Linked DNA regions of Homo sapiens: regions 1, 3, 4, 5 and 6 are each linked to region 2. The links are chromatin contacts, found by Hi-C or POLR2A ChIA-PET in ENCODE. All regions are on one chromosome and are shown on one strand. Each heading gives the region's core, a stretch centred on a gene start or an enhancer-like site at or near the end of the contact. The rest is flanking DNA. Distances are from core to core; before and after follow the strand shown. Region 1 holds the start of ERGIC1 (endoplasmic reticulum-golgi intermediate compartment 1). Region 2 holds the start of NPM1 (nucleophosmin 1). Region 3 overlaps DOCK2 (dedicator of cytokinesis 2). Region 4 holds the start of BNIP1 (BCL2 interacting protein 1). Region 5 holds the start of DUSP1 (dual specificity phosphatase 1). Region 6 holds the start of STC2 (stanniocalcin 2).

The links. A loop is a pair of places that touch in the nucleus more often than their neighbours do. ChIA-PET counts read pairs that join two places held with the same protein, here RNA polymerase II (POLR2A). Pooled maps may share reads with other maps.
Region 1: a loop to region 2 is called in a map of CD4-positive, alpha-beta T cell, with 4 times the contacts of the local background. The contact joins the promoter of ERGIC1 here to the promoter of NPM1 in region 2. A Hi-C loop is called at or near these places in 1 of 168 maps with a recorded cell type or tissue (CD4-positive, alpha-beta T cell), 1 of 37 single-sample maps with no recorded cell type and 8 of 50 pooled maps.
Region 3: a pooled map shows a loop between it and region 2 (2.8-fold over the local background). The contact joins the enhancer-like site here to the promoter of NPM1 in region 2. A Hi-C loop is called at or near these places in 2 of 50 pooled maps. POLR2A ChIA-PET finds 5 or more read pairs at or near these places in 2 of 52 experiments (BJ and MCF 10A).
Region 4: a map of CD8-positive, alpha-beta T cell shows a loop between it and region 2 (4-fold over the local background). The contact joins the promoter of BNIP1 here to the promoter of NPM1 in region 2. A Hi-C loop is called at or near these places in 2 of 168 maps with a recorded cell type or tissue (CD8-positive, alpha-beta T cell and naive thymus-derived CD4-positive, alpha-beta T cell), 1 of 37 single-sample maps with no recorded cell type and 16 of 50 pooled maps. POLR2A ChIA-PET finds 5 or more read pairs at or near these places in 2 of 52 experiments (WTC11 and activated naive CD4-positive, alpha-beta T cell).
Region 5: a map of CD4-positive, alpha-beta T cell shows a loop between it and region 2 (13-fold over the local background). The contact joins the promoter of DUSP1 here to the promoter of NPM1 in region 2. A Hi-C loop is called at or near these places in 6 of 168 maps with a recorded cell type or tissue (B cell, CD4-positive, alpha-beta T cell, CD4-positive, alpha-beta memory T cell and 2 more), 4 of 37 single-sample maps with no recorded cell type and 13 of 50 pooled maps. POLR2A ChIA-PET finds 5 or more read pairs at or near these places in 1 of 52 experiments (naive thymus-derived CD4-positive, alpha-beta T cell).
Region 6: a map of naive thymus-derived CD4-positive, alpha-beta T cell shows a loop between it and region 2 (5-fold over the local background). The contact joins the promoter of STC2 here to the promoter of NPM1 in region 2. A Hi-C loop is called at or near these places in 1 of 168 maps with a recorded cell type or tissue (naive thymus-derived CD4-positive, alpha-beta T cell), 1 of 37 single-sample maps with no recorded cell type and 10 of 50 pooled maps. POLR2A ChIA-PET finds 5 or more read pairs at or near these places in 1 of 52 experiments (activated T-cell).

The regions. Positions count from the first base shown.
Region 1 is chr5:172,832,853-172,835,552 of GRCh38, reverse strand. ERGIC1 (endoplasmic reticulum-golgi intermediate compartment 1) reads right to left here and starts at 1,302. Exons shown (of 10, transcript NM_001031711.3): 1 at 1,120-1,302. The coding sequence starts at 1,139. RefSeq lists enhancers at 1-69, 1-556 and silencers at 540-619, 630-679, 1,050-1,449.
Region 2 is chr5:171,386,418-171,389,117 of GRCh38, reverse strand. NPM1 (nucleophosmin 1) reads right to left here and starts at 1,269. Exons shown (of 11, transcript NM_002520.7): 1 at 1,112-1,269. The coding sequence starts at 1,169. MIR3912 (microRNA 3912) reads left to right here and starts at 2,358; the gene lies at 2,358-2,462. RefSeq lists silencers at 549-608, 929-988.
Region 3 is chr5:169,702,040-169,704,739 of GRCh38, reverse strand. DOCK2 (dedicator of cytokinesis 2) reads right to left here. Exons shown (of 52, transcript NM_004946.3): 14 at 2,313-2,437. Among named protein-coding and RNA genes, the nearest start is that of DOCK2, 66 kb to the right of the region's middle. RefSeq lists enhancers at 1,308-1,717, 1,778-1,827. Within about 2 kb of position 1,444, at least 2 of the 41 ENCODE cell types and tissues checked have a DNase peak (open chromatin) inside an H3K27ac peak, as active enhancers do.
Region 4 is chr5:173,143,131-173,145,830 of GRCh38, reverse strand. BNIP1 (BCL2 interacting protein 1) reads right to left here and starts at 1,300. Exons shown (of 6, transcript NM_001205.3): 1 at 1,202-1,300. The coding sequence starts at 1,285. RefSeq lists enhancers at 568-637, 579-1,107.
Region 5 is chr5:172,769,745-172,772,444 of GRCh38, reverse strand. DUSP1 (dual specificity phosphatase 1) reads left to right here and starts at 1,250. Exons shown (of 4, transcript NM_004417.4): 1 at 1,250-1,859; 2 at 2,139-2,284; 3 at 2,651-2,700. The coding sequence starts at 1,493. It overlaps LOC105377730 (a long non-coding RNA gene), which reads right to left and starts at 234. Exons shown (of 3, transcript NR_188285.1): 1 at 1-234. RefSeq lists enhancers at 1-202, 1-239, 1-775, 240-1,001, 1,423-1,692 and 1 more and silencers at 803-1,252, 1,793-1,902.
Region 6 is chr5:173,327,133-173,329,832 of GRCh38, reverse strand. STC2 (stanniocalcin 2) reads left to right here and starts at 1,419. Exons shown (of 4, transcript NM_003714.3): 1 at 1,419-1,790. The coding sequence starts at 1,640. It overlaps LOC124901137 (a long non-coding RNA gene), which reads right to left and starts at 1,234. Exons shown (of 2, transcript XR_007059056.1): 1 at 82-1,234. RefSeq lists a silencer at 6-225.

The DNA of each region.
Region 1 (2,700 bases), core at 53-2,552, 1.4 Mb before region 2:
AAACCCCTCCTGGAGAACACCCCCCATCCACTAATGCCCTATTTCTGAGCTCTAAATCATGCCAGACTCTGCTAAGGGTGTTTCACGCACTCAGTCGTCACAAGCGGAGACCTTATTTTTAGCCCCAATTTGCAGGTGGTGAAACTGAGGGCGCTCGGAGACTTGCTGAGGTCAGCCAGCCGAGCGGCGACAGGGAGTTCTGAACCCAGAGCCTTTGCCCCTAACTTCTAGAATATACCGAGCTGTTCAGTAGAAAGGGCAGAGCCAGGATTCTAATCCAGCTCCTCCCTGCATTAAAGCCCTGCTCTTTTCCCAGCCAGACACCAAGTGTGGCTGCCTCAGGCCAGGACATCCCCTGGGGCTCCACACCTCAAGGGAACCTCTGGTGGAGATCTCTTCCCCCGCAGGCTTCCAGAATGCCCCATGCAACCTAGACCATGAGGCAGCTGGACCCCACAAAGGACCCATTGTGGTGACTGCAGAAAGCCAAGGCCAGACCCCGGTGGCCCTTCTGCAGAGTCCTGCCCAAGGCGCCTCCTCCCCTTCCCATGGTGCCCCCATACCCAGCGGACAGGGCTGGGGCTGAGGGAGGGAGGGGCGGGGGCAGGCCTCCCGATCTGCCCGGCCTGGGGGAGCCTCAGGCTATAGAAACTTAAAACCCTCCAGCTGCCGGCAGGCTGCATGGGGCCCCAGGCCCCTCCGGACTCATTCCAGGTGCCCTGCCCCACCTGTCAGCTGAGGTGGGGTCCACCAAGGAGGCTCAGTAGAGGGAGGAGAGGGATGCTGGGGTGTTATGGGCTGTTCCCATCTGGGAGGAGGGAGGAAATGTTTCCTAGTGTGGGGGAGGGGAATGCAAGGTATCCGGGCAGGCTGGGGAGGGGGCTCGGCGGAGGGAAGGTGGGTGGATTTGTCTCCCGCTGCACGAGGGGGCCTCCGCGGCTCTGGCTGGCTTCGTGTGCGGCAGGGGGGGGGCTCGCCTGGGGTCCCTAGGGGCCTGCGGAGGCATGCACAGGGCGGGGAGCCGCTTTTGCATGCAGGGCGGGAGGGGTCCGCGGCGTGCCGGGGCGCTCCCTCTGCCCGCTGAGGGAACTCCCGACTGGCCGGGGTCGCCACACTCACCTCCTGAAGTCAAAGGGCATCGTGCCGCCGCCGGGGGTGGGAGCGCTGCAGGCCAGGCGGGCCGCGGCGCCGCGTGGGTCCGAGCCCGCTGCCAACGCCTCCTCCGGCCGCCCCGCCCCCGCCGGCCGCCCCCCTGACACTCGCCACTCGCCACTCGCCACTCGCCTCCCGCTGCCGGGAAGTGACGCTCCGCGCAGCCCATTGGGCGCCGCCCGCCCGGCCGCCCCTTCCGCCACCCGGTTAAAGGGGCCCGCGGGCAGGCAGGGAAGGGGCGGAGAGTCGAGGCTGTCGGAAGGGAAGGGAGTCCCCCAAAGACTCCAGTACTCATTCCTTCAAGCCTCCCACTTAGATTTCCTTCTCCATCTCTTTGGATGCCCTCGGACAAATTCTCTGCTTCTCCGAGCCCAGTTTTTTGCATTTGTAAACAGTTTCACTGAACTGTGATTGAGTTGGGGGCGGGGGGCGGGGTGATACAGACTTTGGCCGTGCACAGCGTCTAGCTCTGAGTGAGGGCCTAATACTGTGGGGGAAGGGAAGAGGTCGGCCATCCTAGGCTGTTAAGGTGGACTCACCTCTGCCCCTGCCGTGTCTCTCTGGGAAAGCCACTGGGCTTCTCAGAGCGCCCCCCCCCCGCCCCGCCCCTTTTGCATATCTGCACAAAGAGGACGATGACACCTACTTGAGGGGGTTTTCCTGGGGATCAGCTGAGAAACAGGAGACTGGCTTAGCACAGTGCCAGGCACCTGAAACTATTGAGGCTGGCAGTGGCTGTCCCTGCTTCCATCTGCCCCTGTCGTTCACTCCAGTGGGCATTCACAGAGCATCTGCTCTGAACCAGGTCCATCGAGAACATGCAGGGTTGTGGCAGAGGCAGATGGGACCTGCACTGTGACTTGGCCAACGTGGACTGTGCCGATTGTCTCCTTCTTAGAGCCTCAGTTTCCTCCTCAGGAATACAGAGCAGCTGCCTCCGTGACTGCTGGATTAGAGGAGATGGTAGTTGAGGTCACACAAGACCTGAGTAGGGGAAACTCACTCTGAACTTCCCCGAGGTTCTGTCACTGGCCCTTTCTCCAAGGTTGTGGTGGGACAGGGCTTCAAAAAACCCAGGGGAGAATGGTGAGGGCTCGGGTTCCAAAAGCAGAGTCAATGGACAGTTTCCCCCTGTGTAAATAGAGGGGAACAGCAGTGCTGGTTCCTCCGGGAGGATTCAGAAGGGACAACACTAGCACGGGGTCTGGGGTAGGGTGACGTGGTGAACCAAAGCCTTCCCCTAGAGCATATGCCGGGACCTGACCTCTGCGTTCCCTTTTCATTCATTCACTCATTCATTCATTCATTCATTCAGTGTCAGTGGTCTGACACTGTTGGGGGAGAAAAGGAAATCTCAGCCTGAACTGGAAACCTAGGGACAGCAGGGAGAGTTAAGGGATCTTGAGCAGCCACTGCTTCCAAACAGCCATTCGTTGGCCCTGTGTGGGAGGAAACATGCAATGATGGATCTTTGACCTCGAATCCTCCCTCCTCAAACTGTGGTCCACAGACCAGCCACATGGCCATCACAGGACAGACTCTTGTCCC
Region 2 (2,700 bases), core at 20-2,519:
CAGGACTACCGCAAGTCGAGGGGGGTGGTGCTCCCAAAATTCTGCGAATAGTCTTAGGTCTTGATCTGACTCAAACCGAACACTCTACGTGTTTCTTGTATTTAGAAAAGCAGTTTGGTCAATGCCGCACAAATGGCGGCATGCGAGGACGTCCCCCTAAAACGAAGCCTCATTAATATTCACGAAGCAGCAGCTACGGAGTCAAGCGTCTTGGTTTAGATTTAGTCTCTTATTGCCTTTACTAAGTACAACCTTCGTTAAGTGAGTTTATCTCTGGGCACCAGTATCCTCATCTGCAAAGTGGGGCTAGCTCCACCTACCGCAGTGAGACAGAAAAGGGGCTCAAAAAAATGAGAGCTGCCATCACAGTACATGCTGTAAGCACTGAACAAAGACCTCCAGAACCCTAGTGCTACCAGCCTCTTAACATTTCCCACTTCAACAGAGCCACAGCATCCCTGGCTCACGAGTGGCAACACGCCGGTGAGTCCCGGATGTAGCGCCCACACCCCCCTCCCTCCCCCAACCACGTGGCAACCACGTGCTCCCAGCGGTTGCGGCCTCCTCACGCCGCGCCGCGCCTCCCCACCCCCAGTAACTGGCCGAAGCACGCGAGGTAAGTCTACGTCCGGCAGCTCCAGGCTCTGAGGCCAGAATAACGCCAGGCTGTGCATCTACCCGCTCCAACAAGCAGGCCCATGCTTCCCGGTGAACCCAGCCTCCAGGACCACCAACCCGGGGCCTGGCATCAGAAGCCTATGAACCACCGCCGTTAGAAAATAAACCACGCCTGGAGCTCCGCCACGTATCCCCGGCAAAGGCCGAACTTCCAGGCGGCCGGTTCCACTTTACCTCAGGCCCCGGGCCTCGGACCGCTCACGCCCCAGACGCTTCAGGCCGCTCGTCTCCTCCCCCTTCACGCCACCGGCTCCCCCCGCGGCTCCAATCCCTCCAGGTCCAGGGCTCAGGCAGCTCTTCCCACCCGCTCAGGCCTCCCGTCGGTCTGGCGGTCTCCACCAGACCCGGTTGCAGCCGGATTCCCGCCCCTCACCCCCACCCTCACCGCCACCAGGCCCCGCTCGGCCTCGCTCCAGCTCCCCCCAGCAGTTACCGAAAAGATAGTTCTGGGGCCTCAGGGGGCTCATGTCCATGTCCATCGAATCTTCCATCGGGTGGCGGCACGCACTTAGGTAGGAGAGAAGGCGGACGGAGATAAAAGAACGCTGCTCCAGAGAACAACCGCGCAGGACGGAATCACACCAGGGAAAGGACGCAGGCTCCCCGCGCTTATATATAGACCCTGAAGATCTCGCGAGCGCTTCCCAAGTCCCGCCTCCGCGCGCGTGCTCCGAAGCCCTCCCACCCCCGTACCGTAGCCGTCCTGCGCAAGCGCTTTTCAACCCCACTCCTTTCTACCTCGCCCCCACCTCCTTCCAGGTACTCCGCGGGCTCCCACCGAGCACGCGCACTCGTACACTGGCCCCACCCCTCCGCTGCTGTCGCCTGTGCGCACGCGTGCTTTCCAGTCGTAACGCGCACTCCCCACCTCCAACCCTTCCACGTCCTCTCCCGCTCAAGCGCGCCGGCCTCCCGCCAAGAGTCTGCGCAGCCCACCCTGCAAAATGGCGTCGGCAGCCCTTAGCTGTGTAAGATATGGCGGGTTAGCCGGCTGCGAATGAGCCAGAGAGCACCTCGATTCACCTTTCCCCATCCCCTAGTGCCCTGCAAGCCTCCAAACAGGCGTAATCACTTCAGGAATTTTTTACTTGCCTGAAGGCTTCGGATCGCAGTTAATCGTTACCCCAAAGTTCAGGTGCCAGAGAGAGTGAATTGCGGCTTATTCTTTGTTAGGAAGGAAAGATGTAGTTACCGGCCAGACTTACGGAACTTTGTTTTTCAGCTCTGTCCTTCCTGAGAAAACATCTCCAAAGTCCTTATCTTTACGTAACTTGGGGGCCAAAAGGGGACTGAATCAGTCTCCAAATTAGCAAGGACATCGCCCTAAGAGAGCTCGGAGGGTGGGCCGACTCTGACTTCTTGCCGCTCTTAATCTTTAACATTCCTCCTGAAAGAAAGCGGGTGACTTGTAAGAACTACAGAAGCCTTAATTCGAATATTTGGGAGCGAGCATGGGAATTAACGTTTTAAGCTACACCTTGACAAACTCCGAGGCACCCCAGCACCCCGCGGGCATTGGGGCGTTCTGAAGACCCGTAATCTTTTTTTTTTAAGCCTCAACATATCAAACAAATTTAAGAAGTGAGGAATACAAATGATAGCCTCAGAAAGGAAGACACCCCCACCCCAAGGCATTATTTCTTACAGGAAAATTATAGAGACGATTTCAGTGTCTATCAAGAGAGGAATGAACAGTTAAATTATAACATGTCCATATTATGGGTTAGTTGTGGACACATACTAACGCATAATATGGACATGTTATAATTTAACTGTTCCTTTCTGAGAGCTCCTGTGTCACATAAAGCTTTGAGTCACTTAAATTTGTTATGCCTTTTTTTGTGTGTGTGTGGAGACAGAGTCTCGCTGTGTTGTCCAGGCTGGAGTGCAGTGGCGTGATCTCCGCTGGATGCAACCTCCGCCTCCCGGGCTCCCGAGTAGCGAGGACTACAGGTGCATGCCACCACGCCCGACTAATTTTTGTATTTTAGGAGGGATGGGGTTTCGCTGTGTTCTCCAGGC
Region 3 (2,700 bases), core at 195-2,694, 1.7 Mb after region 2:
TGTTTTGATAGAGGCATACAATGCATAAAAATCACATCATGGAAGATGGGGATCCATGTCCTCAAGCATTTATCCTTTGTGTTATAAACAATCCAATCATACTCTTTTAGTTGTTTTAATACCTACTCTTTTGTTTAACCTGCAACCCCACGAGAAGAGGTTATTATTTCTTTTTACACATGAATAAACTTGCCTAAGATCACACAGCTAATATGAGGGGAGGCTGGAATTTGAACCCTGTCTGCCTGACCCCAGAGCCCACCCCATTAGCTTCTCTGCTATGACCCCTCCTGAGCAAGGCCCTTGACACCCCAAGGTGAGCCATGAGCAGGCCTAACCTCCTCTGCCCTCTGGTCCTGCTCTGCCAAAGACAGTGTGCATGCACCTAGAGCAGGAGGAGAAATCAATATTTCTAAAGGGGACCATTTCCACAGGAGCCCACCAATATCAAACAGAAGTGTTTGAATGTACTGACTGACACTTAATTAGGCAGTAATATTTATTTCTACAAATAGAGAAAGAAAAGCCTCCCACAGGCTTCCTAAGCAATTTTCAATAGTCAGTCAACTGAACTCCCCCAGAATTTCCCTAATAGAGGAAACCACAAATCATCACCATGCCCCACAGTTCCCTTTCCATGTCAGCCCCCAGAATACCTGCTTACCTACTCATCTTGGATAAGTGCATCTGCTCAGCCTGCTCGGTAGTGACTTGAAAGGGTGACAAAAGTGGAAGAAAGAGTGGCTCAGACAGGAGATAAGATGGCTGCTTGCCTGTTAACTGTGTCTTTTAATTTGTCCTTTGGCAACATGGAAGGTAAGCGTATCAATGTTTCAAAAATGAAGCTGAGGTTAAAAAGTTCTCTACCAGGGAAGTTGGATAAAAGTAACTTCAAAGCAATGGTCTCTACATTTGGGAATTGCAATTTCCCTTTCAGATAAAAACCCTCCGCTCCTTTATGTTCCTTTGAGTCAAGTATTTCTCACTTATTTTATTTTTTGGAAAAAGTTTCAGACTGCAACAAAAGGAGGATGCGTTCAATGCTTAGATTTTGTTCAAATAGATACTAATTAACATGACCAGTCTTTATGAACAAAAAGGCAATTGTGAGGATTTCTTTACATTTAAAAAACGATTATGAATCTTCCCAAATTTGCCAGCAGTGGTTATTAGCCTCATTTTTTAAAATGAGAAATAAATTGGAGAATTTTGCTACATGTACGGGCATTGTAGTGAAGTGTCTCAGAGGGCCTGGAACCAGTCAAACCCCATCTCTGACATATGCTAACATTATGGCTTTGGGCGAGTTACTGTAAGTGACACGGGTTTTGTTTCCCTATCTGTAAAATGGGGCATAATAAAGGAAATGTGTCATACTATCACACAGCCTGACACATGGTAATTCCCCTGTGAATGTTAGTTATTCTTGGGTACAAAGTATCAGTCTGATCTCCAGGCCCCAAGGACAAAAATGATGCCTCTTCCATCTTCACATCCCCTCTCTGATGAACACACCCGCCCTGCTTGGCTATTTGATCACTCACAGTGGCCTAAGAGGAATATTCGCCCATGCTAAAATTTCTCCTGAGAGCTGATTTTCTTTTCAGCTAACTACTCTGTCAGGAGGAACTGAGAAACAAAACCCTCCTACACACTGGACACAGCACTGACAACCTTAAAGAAAATACAAGCAAATAAATATAAACACACATGACAAATATTGGACAGGACATATGCTGTATAAATATAGCAATGCGCTTTGCATTCCTGAATACACCCTGCTAGCTCTCTGGAGACCAATTTACGAATAAGGCTTTCCACCAGCATTTCTGGCTGAGCGCTGGGGAGTTAGATTAAGTGTTGAGAATGCCTGCTTTAAGCACATCCTGAGCCTCCACACCAGCCCAAGGCACTGTATTGATCCTCTTTCTTACCATGGACTTTGCCTGAATAAACCAGCTCAGGTTTCAGTGAGAACATTTTAACTGCAGAAAGCTAACCTATAAGCTGAGACCAAGCAAAAGTAAATAAATAAATAAATACATACATACATACATACATACATACAAGAAGAAGTTGTGAAAGGAAAGGAACAGACATTGAAAAACTGCTTTGGTGTAAGGAAATATCACAAGGTCTTATTATGGAACACTGCACTAACCAAGCTCAAAAGGTGTTGAACACATTATTCAACACCATCCCAAAGGCACCTGGCATTTAGACAACAGAATCAGGGAGAGGAAAAGTACGTCTTTACAAGCAGAGGCCCCCAAGGCGGACCCTGTCACCCAGAGCAGCAGTGAGTCCCTTACAGGCAGCGTTTTGCCATCCTCCGCGCACACACACATGATGACTTCCACATTCCTCTGTGTGGTCTTGTTGTACTTGTCAAAGTCACCTTGTAAGAGAGTAATGTAGATGTCGTTCCTGACATCCCCTGAGGCAGAGGGAGAGAGAGACAAGAGTTAGTGTGGATTACAGCAGGAGAGACGCTGACTAACTAGAGGGGATGGAGGGTGAGAAGAAGCTCTCCCACCTGGATTGGTATTAATTAAAATCAGAATTGCTTAGAGAAAGCATTTTTCCCTCATCAGGGAGGCTGGAGAAGTAGGTAACACGGGGATGAAGGGATGCTAGGAAATCAGTTGCAAAAAGGGAAGTAGGGACACTCAAAATTGGCCATGTTTTTCTCGACATTAA
Region 4 (2,700 bases), core at 51-2,550, 1.8 Mb before region 2:
CTGCATCTGGTTTATCTGGGGAGCCCTATTTTCCTGCACTTTTTGCCACACCTTGTTACAAACTCTGAGTCTACATCTAATGTTTAGTGACTTTGTTGAAAATGATTATTTTTAAAAACCAAGGTTTAGGCCGGGCGCGGTGGCTCACGCCTGTAATCCCAGCAATTTGGGAGGCCGAGGCGGGCGGATCACGAGGTCAGGAGATCGAGACCATCCTGGCTAACACGGTGAAACCCCGTCTCTACTAAGCAAAACACAAAAATTAGCCGGGCGTGGTGGCGGGTGCCTGTAGTCCCAGCTACTCAGGAGGCTGAGGCAGGAGAATGGCGGGAACCCGGGAGGCGGAGCTTGCCGCGAGTCGAGATCGCGCCACTGCACTCCAGCCTGGGCGACAGAGCGAGACTCCGTCTCAAAAAAACAAAAACAAACAAGCAAAAACAAGGTTTAAAACTCGGTTTCTTTTTGCTGAACTCATGGAACCGTGTCTACACTCCCAATTCTTGCCTAAGTCCACTCGTTTATTTTACCTCTACCCTTAAATGGCTTAAGGCGAAACACTTCATTTCCTATCTGTTCAAACGGGGTAACACTCTAAGGTGTTATTCCTAGGTTGACTTTCACAGTCCAGGTCCCAGTTTTGCCACTGACCCAGGTATGCCTTCTAACCTAGGCCTTGGCGCCGTACTCGATTTCCTCAAGCATAAAATCACAACTACGGTCCAGGTTACATTCGTTTCACCCGGTGCCTCCCGTGCCAGGTGGCCTTGGATGCCAGGAGAGCTGGCCAGCAGGGGGCGGGGCTAGCTGCCTCCCGGACGCTACCAGAGGATGCTGAAGCAGCGTCAGAGGGCGGGGCCAAGCAGGGTGACAGGTAGGTTGTGAGGTAGTCAGGGGCGGGGCGACGACCAGGGCTGCAGGTGGAAGGGGCAAAGCCGAGCCCCGAAGCAGTAGCTGAGTCAGGGGCGGAGAACAGTGGGGTGCTCTGGGGATGGGAGATCCGGCGGCACCCGGAAAAAGGATCAAGGCCAGCAGTCACCGGGACACAACCAAATGGGGACCGGGGGGGTAGCCGACCATGGGGCGGAGCCTGTGGTCTGGGAAACCAAGTGGGGAAAGTTCGGGAGTGACACTGCCAAGCTCACAGACCAGCAGAGCTTGGGTTAGGGCTGCTGGAGCCCGGCAGGGGTCCCGGGATCAGTACCTGAATAAGCGCCTTCACCTCCAGGTCAAATTTGACAATCTCTTGGTTACAGATCCGGACGTGGACGTCTTGGGGAGCCGCCATGTTGGGGACGCCGGCTACGGGCAGCGGCAGGACCCAAGTTCAAACGCGTTTTCGCACCACCTTCTTTCCCTCCCCACCCAGTCTCGGGGCAGCGCCCCCTAGAGACCGGCGAAAATGGCAAGCGAGGGTCACTGCGCAGAGTTGGGACTTTCCCTGACACGTGTAGGGAAATCAGCCTCTCCTCTTGGTATGGCCCTAATAACATGGAGAGGAAGGGAAGAGGGAATATCAAGAACGCTTCACAGTGGTCTCTTTCCATCTTCCTTCTGTCAGGCATTCTAATAACTATATATTTTTTACATAGAAAAAAAAAGACTGGAAGAAAAGTATCAATTGAGATGTCTCTGGAAAGTACCAGTAATAATTTTTTGTTTCTTCAAACTTTCTTATATTTTTAATATTTTCTACAGTGAGTATAAATTGTGGAGTAAAAGAGGAAATGATAAACGTCATATATTTTTTAAAGTATGGAGTTCAAGGCAGGTCGGTAGAGTACCTCCTATCACTCCAACACATGATCTAAGGGATCTTTGTAAAACACGAAATTGATCAAGTCACCTACCTGTATGCAGCCCTTCTATGGCTTCTCGTGTTTCCCTTTTGTATACAACTGGATTTATTAAATCTACCTTGCTAAGGTAGTTTTGATGGAAATGTCAGAGCAAACCCTCAACAAATGGTGGCTCTTTTATTTTTGTTAGTAAATAATCCAAGTTTCTTAGCTGGTCCTCAAGGCCATCAGCCACCCCGGCCATCAGCCACCGCACCCTGCGCCCTTCCTGGATTGCTCAAGCTCCTTCTGGATGTGTAGCCTTAGAATGTGGTGTTCCCTCTCCCTAGAAAGCGTTTCCCCCACTCGACCCCACTCCATCTGCATTTGTTCGGGTCACTTCAGCAAGCATAGATTGTGAGGACCTAAAGGCTTAGGACTTGAATGTTCATCTCTCTCTCTTTTTTTTTTTTTTTTTTTGTGGCGGAGTCTCGCTCTGTTGCCCAGGCTGGAGTGCAATGGCACAATCTTGGCTCACTGCAAACTCTACCTCCCAGGTTCAAGCAATTCTCCTGCCTCAGCCTCCTGAGTAGCTGGGATTACAGGTGCGTGCCACCATGCCCAGCTAATTTTTGTATTTTTCATAGACACGGGGTTCACCATATTGGTCAGGTTGGTCTCGAACTGACCTCGTGATCCACCCGCCTCGGCCTCCCAAAGTGCTGGGATTACAGGCGTGAGCCACTGTGCCCGACCATGTTCATCTCTCTTAATCCTCACAACCACCCTTGAAATTGTACTACACTATTATCACAGATCAGGAGTAGGGCTTAGAGTAAATTAAAACAAAAAACAATCAACCCTGTTGCAAGATTACCTATCTTGAAAGTGGCAAAGCCTAGGCCGGGCACGGTGGCTCATGCCT
Region 5 (2,700 bases), core at 1-2,500, 1.4 Mb before region 2:
CCGTCACTGGGACTCAGGGCACGGAGATCGCTGGGCGGGGCGGGGGTCTTCCCAAGTGTTGCGATCCAGGTCCTGGCAATCCGCCCACAATGGCCCGGGATTGGATTTTGCTTTCGGCCTATAACGGCCGCGACGACAGGGAGCGAGGGTTGTGGCCGGCTTCTGTTCCGGGTTGGAGGCCCCCAGCCCAGCGCTTAGTGGGCGCTCACTGTGTATACTGCCTATTTGTATAATAAAGAAAGGGATGGAGAAGCTCAGTCTGGAGCCAAGGTGACAGAAACGTGTCGGGCGGCCCCTGGGGGGCGCCGTCGAGTCGCGCTGCGGGTCGCCCCTCACCCCTCCAAACGCCAAACCCTGGAATCCACTGCGGGGCCTTGCGACCCCTCACCGGGATTTCAGCCCCCTGACCTGCCTCCCTTGGCTCCAAGTCTTCCGGGGGCCACAAGACTAGGAATAGCATTATTTCCCGGTGGGAGTTTGCTTGCTCACACTTTCATGGCAAATGTAGATATTTTAAAGCCACCTTAAAGAAAAGTCTGGGAAACAGGAAAGCATTGCCCTGAACCTCTCCGCCCCAACTCGCTCGAGTCGGTCTTGGTAGGGACGACTTTTCTATCGGCAGAGTTGTTCATTTTTCTCTAAACTTCATCTTAGGCGCCTATTTGCTGCCCCCACCCCAGTAGTGTGGTTCTGGGCAAGTCAGTCGCTTCGCCTGGGGAACCTCAGTTTCCCCGCCTGTTAGTGATGAGGAAATGAGGAAAAGGGGCACAAGAGTATGCAAAAGCACAGGAAGCCCCTTTCGGTTCAGGTCGGCGGCCGAGGGGCACGGGGAAGGGGACTCGGGGAGGGAGAGAGGGAGGAGCGGCGAGGCCAAGGCAGGTGGCACGTCGCCCGTTCTCCCGGCCGCTCGCATCCCGGAGGTCAGCCTCAGCTGGCAGCGAGCCCTCCTCCTCCCCGCTGGGCCTGGAGCGCGGCGCGGGTCCGGTCCCTGGGGACGCGCCAAGAGCAGGCCGGACAGCAGGGCGGGGGCCGGGCCGCGAGCCAGCGCGCGGCGAGCGGACCCAGCTCCGAGGCTGATGACGTCTCCCCCTCTGGCTCGGCGGCGCCTGGCCTGGCAGGGCGGGTGACGTCACCGCCCCGTCACGTGATCACCATTCAAACAAACACCCCCCCTCCCCCTGCGCGCGGGTCTGGCCCGCCCCGTCCCCCAGAGGCCGCATATAAACGCGCTCCCCGGGCCAGGCTCGCTGCGAAGGACATTTGGGCTGTGTGTGCGACGCGGGTCGGAGGGGCAGTCGGGGGAACCGCGAAGAAGCCGAGGAGCCCGGAGCCCCGCGTGACGCTCCTCTCTCAGTCCAAAAGCGGCTTTTGGTTCGGCGCAGAGAGACCCGGGGGTCTAGCTTTTCCTCGAAAAGCGCCGCCCTGCCCTTGGCCCCGAGAACAGACAAAGAGCACCGCAGGGCCGATCACGCTGGGGGCGCTGAGGCCGGCCATGGTCATGGAAGTGGGCACCCTGGACGCTGGAGGCCTGCGGGCGCTGCTGGGGGAGCGAGCGGCGCAATGCCTGCTGCTGGACTGCCGCTCCTTCTTCGCTTTCAACGCCGGCCACATCGCCGGCTCTGTCAACGTGCGCTTCAGCACCATCGTGCGGCGCCGGGCCAAGGGCGCCATGGGCCTGGAGCACATCGTGCCCAACGCCGAGCTCCGCGGCCGCCTGCTGGCCGGCGCCTACCACGCCGTGGTGTTGCTGGACGAGCGCAGCGCCGCCCTGGACGGCGCCAAGCGCGACGGCACCCTGGCCCTGGCGGCCGGCGCGCTCTGCCGCGAGGCGCGCGCCGCGCAAGTCTTCTTCCTCAAAGGTACGCCCTCGGGGAAGCTCGGGGCGGGCCGCACACCCCTGAGGTTTTGCCCGGTACCCCTGGCTCTCGGCTCCCGGGGGATCGCCCCACCTGCAGCGCGTGGGCGCTGGAGTACATTTATCTCTGGAACTTGTCATTGGCTTTGTTTGGCTCTGGAAACAAAGACTTGCCTGGGCCTTTCCGATGTAAACTTCCAGCCCTTGGTGGGTGGGGGAGTTGTATGAAGGTGCCGTGTCCCGGTGTCACTAATGGGGAAAAAAAATGTCTTTGTATTCCCAGGAGGATACGAAGCGTTTTCGGCTTCCTGCCCGGAGCTGTGCAGCAAACAGTCGACCCCCATGGGGCTCAGCCTTCCCCTGAGTACTAGCGTCCCTGACAGCGCGGAATCTGGGTGCAGTTCCTGCAGTACCCCACTCTACGATCAGGTTAGTAGGTGTCCCTGCCACAGGGAAGAAGTAAGAACTGGCAAAGGCATGGAAGAGTAGTGCCAGGGAGAATATAGAAAGTGACCTGCAGCATTATTTATAACGGAGGGGACACAGGGATATGATTTATTCCACAGTTAAGTGGTCTGACGGAGCCGAGTCTCCAATTGTAGGCTCTACGGAAATGAACTTGCTGGTCCTGCCCAGGCAAATGGGCTTAGTTCCCTATTTATTTATCCTCCAGCAACAGAACTGAGTTCACTCGGTATCTGAAATTGACTTTTCCAGCAGAAAGTTTTTGTGGGTATGGGCACTGGCCTTGGCTTTGAGCAAGCTTGATGAATGTTGGATATTTCTGGATTTCAGGGTGGCCCGGTGGAAATCCTGCCCTTTCTGTACCTGGGCAGTGCGTATCA
Region 6 (2,700 bases), core at 170-2,669, 1.9 Mb before region 2:
CTTCCCAGGCGCATTACCGCAGAGGGCGCGGGCGGGGCGCGGGGCGGGGGTGGGGGATCGAGAGCTGGTACCGGGGCTCACCTGTTCTCCAGGAGGAGGGTGGGGACGGGGGGAGGGGCGAGTGCGCGCCAACGCCGGGTGCGTGCCCTGGGGCGCTTGGGCGCGGCGCTCGTGTCCCCGCCCTCCCCCAGCCCTGCGAGCCCCCCGAGCTGCGCCGTGGGGTGACGGGACCGAGAGCAGTTCCTGTCCCCGGCCCCGGCGCGGGGGAGACGTGAGCGTGCACACGTACACACACAGCAGGGGAAGAGGCGCTCCAAGCGGCGCCCAACTTTCTCCTTCCCTCCACGGGCCGGGTGAGAAAGTAGCCGGGGGCTATCCCGACCCGGCGGTTCTTGGGGAGGGGGCCGAACAAGAAAAGGGAGGAGATGGAGATAACTTCCCCGGATTTAGCTTTTTTGTCTTTGTTTTTGTTCTCACCACTTCCATCGGATGACTGGAGAGTAAAAGGGAACCCGGAGCGGGGTGGCGAGCAGCGCTTTGAGAAAATGCAGGAGTGTGTTTGGAGACGCGTAAAGTTGCCTTTCAAGCTCTGGCCTCCGGGCACGCGATGCTCCGCGGCGGGCTGACTCAGGGCTGCCTTGGGCCTCCCTGCCACCCTCCTGGAAATGATGCAAGTCCTGACTGTCACCTGGATCCCTGCAGCCCAGCCTGGAATGCGTCTGGATTAGGGGAAAGACGAGAAACGACACTCCAGGTGTTGCACGGCCCACCAAAGCGGGAAGATAGGGCAGTTGCTCAGACCAAATACTGTATCTAGTGCTTCTGCTCCTATCTTCAATCGTGGGGTTCTTTTTAATGCAAAGTGTCACAAGGCCAGGAATTCCCATGTGTGCTCAGTTGGCCCACAGCATCATTGTGCCTAGGAAACTGCTTCAATTTATCAAGTCCTCTGGGCTGGGAATCTCACTGAATTCCAAACGGCGGAAAGAGGAAACTTTCCCAACCCGATGTGGGTGTGACGCGAGCCAGGGGCCCCAGGGACACTGTCCCAGAGCACACCGTCCCCCTTTAACAGCAACTGGAGCTTGGATTCGCTCTTATATTGTACAGTCCTTTCGACCATTGCCCTGGAGCACCCGCACACGCGCACGCATCTCCGGCCGCGCTCACACACACTCATACACACGCACGCAAACGCGTGGCCGCCGCCAGGTCGGCAACTTTGTCCGGCGCTCCCAGCGGCGCTCGGCTTCCTCCTGTAGTAGTTGAGCGCAGGCCCCGCCTCCCGGCCGTGTTGTCAAAAGGGCCGGGGTCTCGGATTGGTCCAGCCGCCGGGACAACACCTGCTCGACTCCTTCATTCAAGTGACACCAGAGCTTCCAGGGATATTTGAGGCACCATCCCTGCCATTGCCGGGCACTCGCGGCGCTGCTAACGGCCTGGTCACATGCTCTCCGGAGAGCTACGGGAGGGCGCTGGGTAACCTCTATCCGAGCCGCGGCCGCGAGGAGGAGGGAAAAGGCGAGCAAAAAGGAAGAGTGGGAGGAGGAGGGGAAGCGGCGAAGGAGGAAGAGGAGGAGGAGGAAGAGGGGAGCACAAAGGATCCAGGTCTCCCGACGGGAGGTTAATACCAAGAACCATGTGTGCCGAGCGGCTGGGCCAGTTCATGACCCTGGCTTTGGTGTTGGCCACCTTTGACCCGGCGCGGGGGACCGACGCCACCAACCCACCCGAGGGTCCCCAAGACAGGAGCTCCCAGCAGAAAGGCCGCCTGTCCCTGCAGAATACAGGTAAGTGCATGTGCCCCCGCAGCCGGGAGCTACTGGGAGAGGACACCGTGCACCCACGCGGCGCGCCCCAGGCGTTTCGCCGGGAGCCAGGCGCCCACCCAGGGCCACGCAAACTCTTGGGATGGCACGGGACGTGCAAAGGGAAGCGCGAGGCAAGGCGAGGTCCGCGCCGGGCTCCGAGGGCCCGGAATCTGCACGTGCTAGCAGGGTGATGAAATGGCTGGGGCAGGACTTGTTGCTGTCCTCCCCAGGGTCGAGGGGAAATGAAGCAGCGTCTGACGCTGCCAGCGCCAGCCCCCGCCCCCGAATCCCGGGTCCGGTGCAAAGCGCGCTTCATCCCGGCCGGCACGCGGGAGGCCCAGAGGGTCCCCGGAGCTGGGCTGCGCCCTGCGCCCGGAGAACTTCTCTTCCTGGCCTGCCGGCCTCAGTAAGGGTGCCGCGTCTTCCCCCTCCTCAAAAGATGCCCGACATCCCAGAACTTTGCCGGCGAGACAAATGGCATTGCGAACTTTCCCCCTGGGGGCACTGCTTTCGGAAGGGAGCGTGAGGGCAGCGCAAAGCGTACCTCCGCGGTGCTGCCGCCATCCCCAGCTCCTGGCCAGGTCAGCAAGCCAAGAAATGGTGACACGACCCGAACCGTGCGCCTCCTCTGCTCTACCGGCTCTTGGCTCACCGGCAAGCTGCAAAGCAGAGCCAGGCGTGCAGGGCACGGGGCTGGCCCTTTTCCCAGCTCGGAAAGAGAAAGAAAATCTGCCTACAGCTCCTTCGCTCCACGACCCCTCCCCCGACTTTGGGGGGCCGTGTGAACGCGGCAGCGGCGGCGTGCGTGCGCTCACCGCACGAGCTGGAATGCACGAGTGCCCATTAGGGACGCCCCAAGTGAGTGAATGGCGGCCCTGTGCGGTCCTGC